Linked DNA regions of Homo sapiens: region 2 is linked to region 1. The links are chromatin contacts, found by Hi-C or POLR2A ChIA-PET in ENCODE. All regions are on one chromosome and are shown on one strand. Each heading gives the region's core, a stretch centred on a gene start or an enhancer-like site at or near the end of the contact. The rest is flanking DNA. Distances are from core to core; before and after follow the strand shown.

The links. Hi-C counts contacts between places; a loop is a spot of excess contacts on that map. ChIA-PET counts read pairs that join two places held with the same protein, here RNA polymerase II (POLR2A). Pooled maps may share reads with other maps.
Region 2: POLR2A ChIA-PET joins it to region 1 with 13 read pairs in Panc1. The contact joins two enhancer-like sites. A Hi-C loop is called at or near these places in 3 of 37 single-sample maps with no recorded cell type and 4 of 50 pooled maps. POLR2A ChIA-PET finds 5 or more read pairs at or near these places in 1 of 52 experiments (Panc1).

The regions. Positions count from the first base shown.
Region 1 is chr10:95,306,944-95,310,605 of GRCh38, forward strand. No RefSeq gene overlaps it. Among named protein-coding and RNA genes, the nearest start is that of PDLIM1, 18 kb to the left of the region's middle. RefSeq lists an enhancer at 3,208-3,387. Within about 2 kb of position 1,553, at least 23 of the 41 ENCODE cell types and tissues checked have a DNase peak (open chromatin) inside an H3K27ac peak, as active enhancers do.
Region 2 is chr10:95,458,658-95,462,268 of GRCh38, forward strand. The region is part of intron 2 of SORBS1 (sorbin and SH3 domain containing 1); the gene reads right to left. Among named protein-coding and RNA genes, the nearest start is that of SORBS1, 100 kb to the right of the region's middle. Within about 2 kb of position 1,299, at least 5 of the 41 ENCODE cell types and tissues checked have a DNase peak (open chromatin) inside an H3K27ac peak, as active enhancers do.

The DNA.
Region 1 (3,662 bases), core at 303-2,802:
TCTTGTCCCAGCTCTGTGCCTTGCAGGCAGTAGAGTGTGATCAATGGAAAGGACCCTGGCTTTGGAGTCAGACTGAAGCCATGTACTTGCACATATACCCTGGGGCTGAACTCCTTTGAGTCTCAGTTCCCTCACCTGTCAGTGGAGATAAGAATACCTTCCTCACCGAGGTGCTATTAAAAGATAACACATGGAAAGTGCTGGTATACAGTAGGCAATAGAATGACTGGGGAGCTCCAATGTGGACATTGCAGATTGCCTTCCAAACATCCTTTTTCTTCCTCCTTCCTAGAAGGATCTCACTTTGGTCCAGGCATCTTTCCCTCCTAGATGAAAAAACTCAAGACAGCCTATGTGGCATTTCTGAGGTCTCACAATGTATGTAAGCCTAAGAGGCATTTGAACTCAGGTCTTCAGACTGCCAGCCCATTGTTCTTTCCAATACTTCTCCTTTTTTCAGGAATTAGTGCATGTATCCAACACAACAAAATACCAGAACTTAGAAGTTCTAAACTGTAGTCCACTCCTCCTCAAGTGAGTGATCCAAGCATGAGACAAAAGCCACAAAGGTTTTTCTTTTTTTCTTTTTTTCTGAGATGGAGTCTCACTCTGTCACCCAGGCTAGAACACAGTGGCACAATCTCGGCTCACTGCAACCTCTGCCTCCAGGTTCAAGCGATTCTTGTGCCTCAGCCTCCCGAGTAGCTGGGATTACAGGCACCCACCACCATGCCCGGCTAATTTTTGTATTTTTAGTAGAGACAGGGTTTCACCACATTGGCCAGGCTGGTCTCGAACTCCTGACCTCGGGTGATCCACCCACCTCGGCCTCCCAGAGTGCTGGGATTACAGACATGAGTCACCATGTCTGGCCAAAAGCCATAAAGGATTTTACAACCTAACCTTGGAAGTGATATGCTGTCACTTTTCTGCAACATTCTATTGATCACACAGACCAACCCTCATAGAATGGGGAAGGGGATCACACAAGAGCCTGAATACCAAGAGGTGAGGGTGACTGGAGGCATCTTTGGACGCTGACTACCACAAGCAGCTTCACATCATTTGAAAATAGTTCTGACATTATGAATCTCCTGAAAGGGCTTGGAGATTCCAAAGTGACCATGAACCAAGCTTTGAGATCATCGATTTACATTATGCTACTATTGAAGATGATTTGATCTCCCTTTTGCAGATTCGTCTGTTTGTCAGATATTACTTGAAAAACAAGTAAACCCTAAAGGTAGAGAGACTCTTAATCTACTCAATATTTTGCCCCTGACAAGGCTAGAGTGAGGGTCCTGGAAGACCAGTGCAGTTGTCCTCCGGGACAGACTTCATAGTGTCACACGGTCATTCAGAGCTTCTCATTATGGATTTTTGCATCTATGGATTTATCTTAAATGTTCTATAATATTTTCAATCTGAACCACTTTGTTGGCTAATTTGTTCCAAAAATTACCTGTATCAAGTGATAAGTTCTTTGATTTGTCCTAAAAGACCTGGTTAAGTGTTCCTGAGACAGATGTGGTTTCTATGTGCTAAGACTTGGAAAAATACTCCCACGTACAACTCATCCAAACATCCTCTGTGACTTCTGAGACATCAACTTTGTTCCCTTCCATTAGAGTCTGATATTTTTAGCATGAGATACGGTTGTGCTGTGCCCCCCTGGTCGCATTGGCCCCCTCCTCTGGGACTTCTCCTCCCACTGTATTCTTGTCAAGACCTTGGCTAGCAAAACTTCAGCACATAGCCTGCTTTCAACTACACTGAAGTTTATACTGGGACAGGACAATAGTGTTCCATTTTCAAAGTGTGTTACAATAACTCTCCAAGTCCAGTGGACCATTGAGCTGTTATCTGTCCAGTTTCCTTTTCCCCTTCTTAGAGCAGACACCCCTTCGCCCAGCCACTCCTCTCCCTCATTCTTTGAGGTTTTGGTTGAGCTGCCAATTCACCCACCTCGGCCTCCCAGAGTGCTGGAATTACAGGCGTGAGTCACCATGCCTGGCCAAAAGCCACAAAGGTTTTTACAAGTAAAGTTGCCTCTTTAGTCAAAGTGATTAGTCTAGGGAAGAGTAAATATCCAGGCTGGGCCTGCCAGCATCTGGAGTTGTTTTCAGGGAAAGCCAAATAGGAAGGTCCTTTTGCCTTGAGAATTTGGAGTCAGAGAGCTGGAAGGAGGCTGGAGCAGCTTGCAGCCATGTTTCCCACTGCTGCATTCAGTAGGTGAAAATGTAGCCAAACAAAACGCCAAGAATAAGACAAATACTGATGAGAAAGTTTGAGTCTCTGGATTAACTCCTGACTGAGACTAGTTCTAACGCCCTTTGGTATGTCTCAGCCAATGCAGTAGTGTTAGGTTTTGTTTTGTTTTTGTTTTTTTGTGAGATGGAGTGCAGTGGCACGATCTCGGCTCACTGCAATCTTTGCCTCCCGGGTTCCAGCGATTTTCCTGCCTCAGCCTCCTGAGTAGCTGAGATTACAGGCACACGCCACCACGCCTGACTAATTTTTGTATTTTTAGTAGAGATGGGGTTTCACCATATTGGTCAGGCTGGTCTCAAACTCCTCTCCTCAGGTGATCCGTCCACCTCGGCCTCCCACAGTGTTGGGATTACAGGCGTGAGCCACTGCGCCCGGCCTAAGCTTCTACCATTTAATCATTGAAAGGGCCCTCCCACAATTGACTCTTTGGGCCGTAATTATATTGGGAGAGATCTGCTCTCCGCAGGAGCATGTATTGAGATAAAATAACAGAGGGCTGAGGATGCAGTGAAGATCTAGAAAGAGGATGAAGAAGGGGTTGGCCAGTCAAAAGCGGGTGAACCAAGGAGCCCCAATTCATGGAAGCGGACAATGTAGTAGTTTTAATTGGGTGGTGGGAAACACACTTCCATGGACTTGGTGGGAGTATAATTGGAATTTTTGGGAAGTCAATTTGGAAATCTCTTAAGGTTTGAAATGTTCCTGCTCTTTAAGCCAATAATTTTACTCAAAGCAGCATTGTTGTTGTAAAAAGCTGGCAATAACCTTAAATACCTGCATCATCAATAGAGGATGGGTTAAGTAAGTTATGGAAACATGTCCAAGTTCTACTAAAGGAAAGTAAAAGTGTATGAGACTACATAAAGCATTTTAGAGACGTGTGTGTTTAGTATGTGTAGAAAAGCAAGCTGGGAGGACCATATATAGGAGTGATCTCTGTGAGGAGTGTTATTATGGAGAACTTTCACTTTCTATGTTTGTATGAAACCAGCATAATTTGAAAGATTAATTCATTGTTTCTGCCACTGTAAGAAAATGGTTTCCCTTCTTTCATTGTTGGTAGAACATATTCTGAGTTCTAGGATCTCTGGCCTCAAGGGCTTATTTATCTGTTTATTTGATAAACAAAGGATTGAGTGCCACATTAGACTCTCTTCTTGGTGCCAGGCATATATTAGCAAAACAGAGTCACTAACCCCATGGATTTTACAGGATTGCTTGTGGAGACAAATTTCAGATGGTGATAAGTGTTATGGAGAAACAGAGGAGGAAGAGGGGGATGGAATGCAGGGGGTGGGGACAATAGGTTCCTAGATGTATGTAAAGTAGTCACGAAAAGCCTCATTGAGAAGACAACAGGAAGACCTAAAGGAGGAAGAAAACCATGCAGC
Region 2 (3,611 bases), core at 49-2,548, 150 kb after region 1:
GAAAAAAAATCCTTAACTTAAAGCAAGTCCACAAACAAATGTCCTTTGGTGCTTCTGAGCTCATTCATTCAGTAAAAGTTCACTAAATGTGAACTAAATGTGGGGCATTGAATAGTGGATCTCACTGTTTAAATTTATATCTTGAATATCTAGAGAGCAAACCATCAAAAAGTCTGACAGAGGGCATGTTAAGAAGACTATAGAGATGGGGGAAAGGATAAAGGTCCCATACAAGAATCCCCACCTCACCTCCCCTGCACCTTTTTTTTTTTTTTCCAAGTATGCAACAAAAATCCTTCAGGAAAAACGTAACTTTAGAACTCTTGGGTTGGTTCCCAATATGCTTAAAGGGAGCTCTGGTATTTGTGGAGTTTGGTGAATATATTACACTTCTGGAGGAAATCCAGCTTAAGAAGCATGTAATTGTAGACTTTTTTCCTATCTGTTTAATAATAAAAGTACAAAAATAAATAAGCTTTTTCTTCTGTAAGAATGTGAAGCCTAAGTTTAAAAGATTTTTATACACTAGATTGTAAGGGAAAAAAACTAAAATATGTGTTTTAAGCACTTACTAAAAACAGAAATAAAAAACACTTGAACTCTCAGAATGGTAATGAAGCATTTCAAATTCCCCTCTGCTAATATCGCAGCTCTAACAACTAACCAGCAAGCTCAAATGCAGAGAATCAGGTGCAGGGAGGCCTTAGGTAGCATGAAATCCGGGATGGCTACACAAGTTTGCCAACAGACTTTGATAAATGGACCAGTGGATAGGGACAGAAAATCCCAGCGACTCCAAAAGTTACATCTACATGTCATTTAAAATACATTCCTTGTTCACTGCTGGTTACACTAAAGTCCAAAGAGAAGAAAAGGAGGAGCAGGCGGGCTCCGGAATGTGCCCTAGACACTGACCACATGGAAACTGGCTGGAAAAGCCCTTCCTTGGAGTCACCCAGCAGTCAGCATTTACTCTTTTAATAGGGACAAGCAGCAGAGTCCTTTCAACGGGGGAAACCCTTCCGTGGCCCCTCAGCTCTGCAACCTCATTAAGTTCAGAGTGAAGCCAGCTGCCAGGAAAGCAAAGGGTGACCCAGCCATGGCTCTAGCAATTCCTAGCAAAGAAAATAAATTGAGTGCGTGAGAGCTCATAGATCACAGTGCTAGAAGGGAGATTTCAGGCAACTGCCAGGAAGATAAGGAAATCATCCTTCGAGTGTGCCTCTTCCAATGTGAAGATGCCTTTGCAGCGTTGGGGTTGCCTCGGAACTGCAAAACCAAAATGCTGCCTAGTCAAGTACTTCTGATCCTGCCTGGAAACAAAGTGTGGTTTCTCTGTAGGATGTGTCAGGTCCACATTCAGTCTCCTTGACCCCATTGCTGCCAAGGAGGGACAGGAGATGGAGGAGAATGAGACACAGGGGTGAGGAGTCCCCAAAGACAAGCAAAACAGAGGGGATGAAAAGGAGACCAATGTGTCCCAGCCCAAACATTGTTTCAGCAGGGGAAAAAGAAACACCAATTCGTTACAAGAATCATTAAAATTATAAAGATAAAAATATACATATAAATTTATTCACTAAACAGAGGGTTAAAGTTTTATTTAAATCTTATTTCTTCTATCACTGAAGTCTACACAAGTGACATTAAGAAATTATATTTAAGCACAGATACATTATGTGAGATCACTTTTAAACTCAAAGAAGTTTTAAGATATTCAAAGTGATTGCTTCTCTCTAATCCCAATTGTCAGTCCCTTAAAAATATCTTTAGGCCAGTCGTGGTGGCTCATACCTATAATCCCAGCACTTTGGGAGGACGAAGCGGGTGAACCACTTGAGCTCAGGAGTTTGCGACCAGCCTGGGCAACATGGTGAAACCCCAACTCTACAAAAAATACAATAATTAGTCGGGCGTGGTGGTGTGTGCCTGTAGTCCTACCTACTCAGGAGGCTAAAGTGGGAGGATCGCTTGAGCCCAGGACGTCGAGGCTGCAGTGAGCTGTGATTCCACCACTGCACTCCAGCCTGGGAGACAGAGCAAGACCCTGTCTCAAAAAAAAAAAAAAAAAAAATTAATAACTTTATACAGAGTACAGCCAGAAACAAACTGACCCCTTTTTGGCTTTGATTTCTTTACTTTAAAGGCCAAAAATGCTGCTTCATGTAAGTATGTGGTTGGAAGACCCTAATAAAACCATCATCATCTCTTTTGCAGATAACTGAATGAATATTATCTTTACTTTTACCCCCAATGATAATTATTGAACTAAATATTAGTTATAATCCTTGATATAACATTGGGTCTCTGTCTTCGTCCCTTTTTCTCCAAATTTACTGTTTTATGAATTCACAAATGATTTAATAATCAGAGATTTTCTCAAATGCAAGTTTTCTTATTGATATTGAGAAAGTATTTTAAATGACTACTTGCAATGCTGTTCTAAGTCAACTCTGATGAGTTGGAGAATTCGGAAAAACAGCAAGAGCATTTTAAAATTATTCTCACATGTGCCCTTCAACTAAATTTCTAACTTGTACTTTGAAAATTAATTTTATTGCACAAATTGAAGACACTACCCACAGTGCCTTGAAGTCTCAAATCTCACTCATAAGTAAAAATATGGACCCAAAATCAGTCAGCTTTGCTCTCAAACTTTCATTATACATTTGTATTCTCTGGATTTAAAAATAAGTATCTTAAATTGAGATAACAAATAATCTTTGCAAACGTTCCCACTGTATGTACTAGAGGGCCTCAACAAAACTGCTTTACATGGATCACCTGGGGAGGCACTTATTTAAAATGCGGATTACAAGTTCTGCAGCCAGATATGCTGATTCTGAAGTTCCAAGGGGGCCCTGGAATTTGCATTTCTGGCAGATGTCATTTAGGGCTATACTTTGAGAAATGTTGGTCAATACAACCAAGTGACGGCAACACCAAGTATTAAACGCTGATGCTCAACCCCAAACTGTCACACAAAGCTGGAAATGTTCACTAATTTGTACCATCACTTTAAATGTAATTTATAATTTGTACTGATCGCGTCAGAATTGCATTAAGCAGGGAGACAGTTTTTCCTTTTTTTCCTGCAAAAATGTTCACAGTGAATAAAACAATGTGCAAATGTGATTCCACTTGCTGGGCCTGCCAGTCATGACTGCTGCCCCATCTGCACACAGTCTGGCACAGGGTTTCCGAGTGAGAAGTTTACTAGGACTATGCTCATCCATTAACTTAAATATTTCTAAGCCTGGATGTTTAGGAAAGCAAAGAATTGAAATGCACCCTACCTTTAAGACTATTTCATATCATAATCCATAAAATGACTATAACTTAAAAAATGGATATATTTGACACATCTGTGATGCCATCTAAAGAGCAAGTGTTTACTTTTTAATTAGACAGGCTTTGATCTCTAATAGTCCATTAATACTTTATCCTATCACATTATTTTCAAAGGAAAATTTCCATTTTGCATCAAACTCTTAAATTCCAACTTCTCGATGTGTTTTCACTAAGTATAGTCTTTATGATTATTCAGCAACAGAAAAAGTTTCTTAAAGAAAACAATTGGAAAAGCAATTAAAACTAAAAAATTCAAAGGC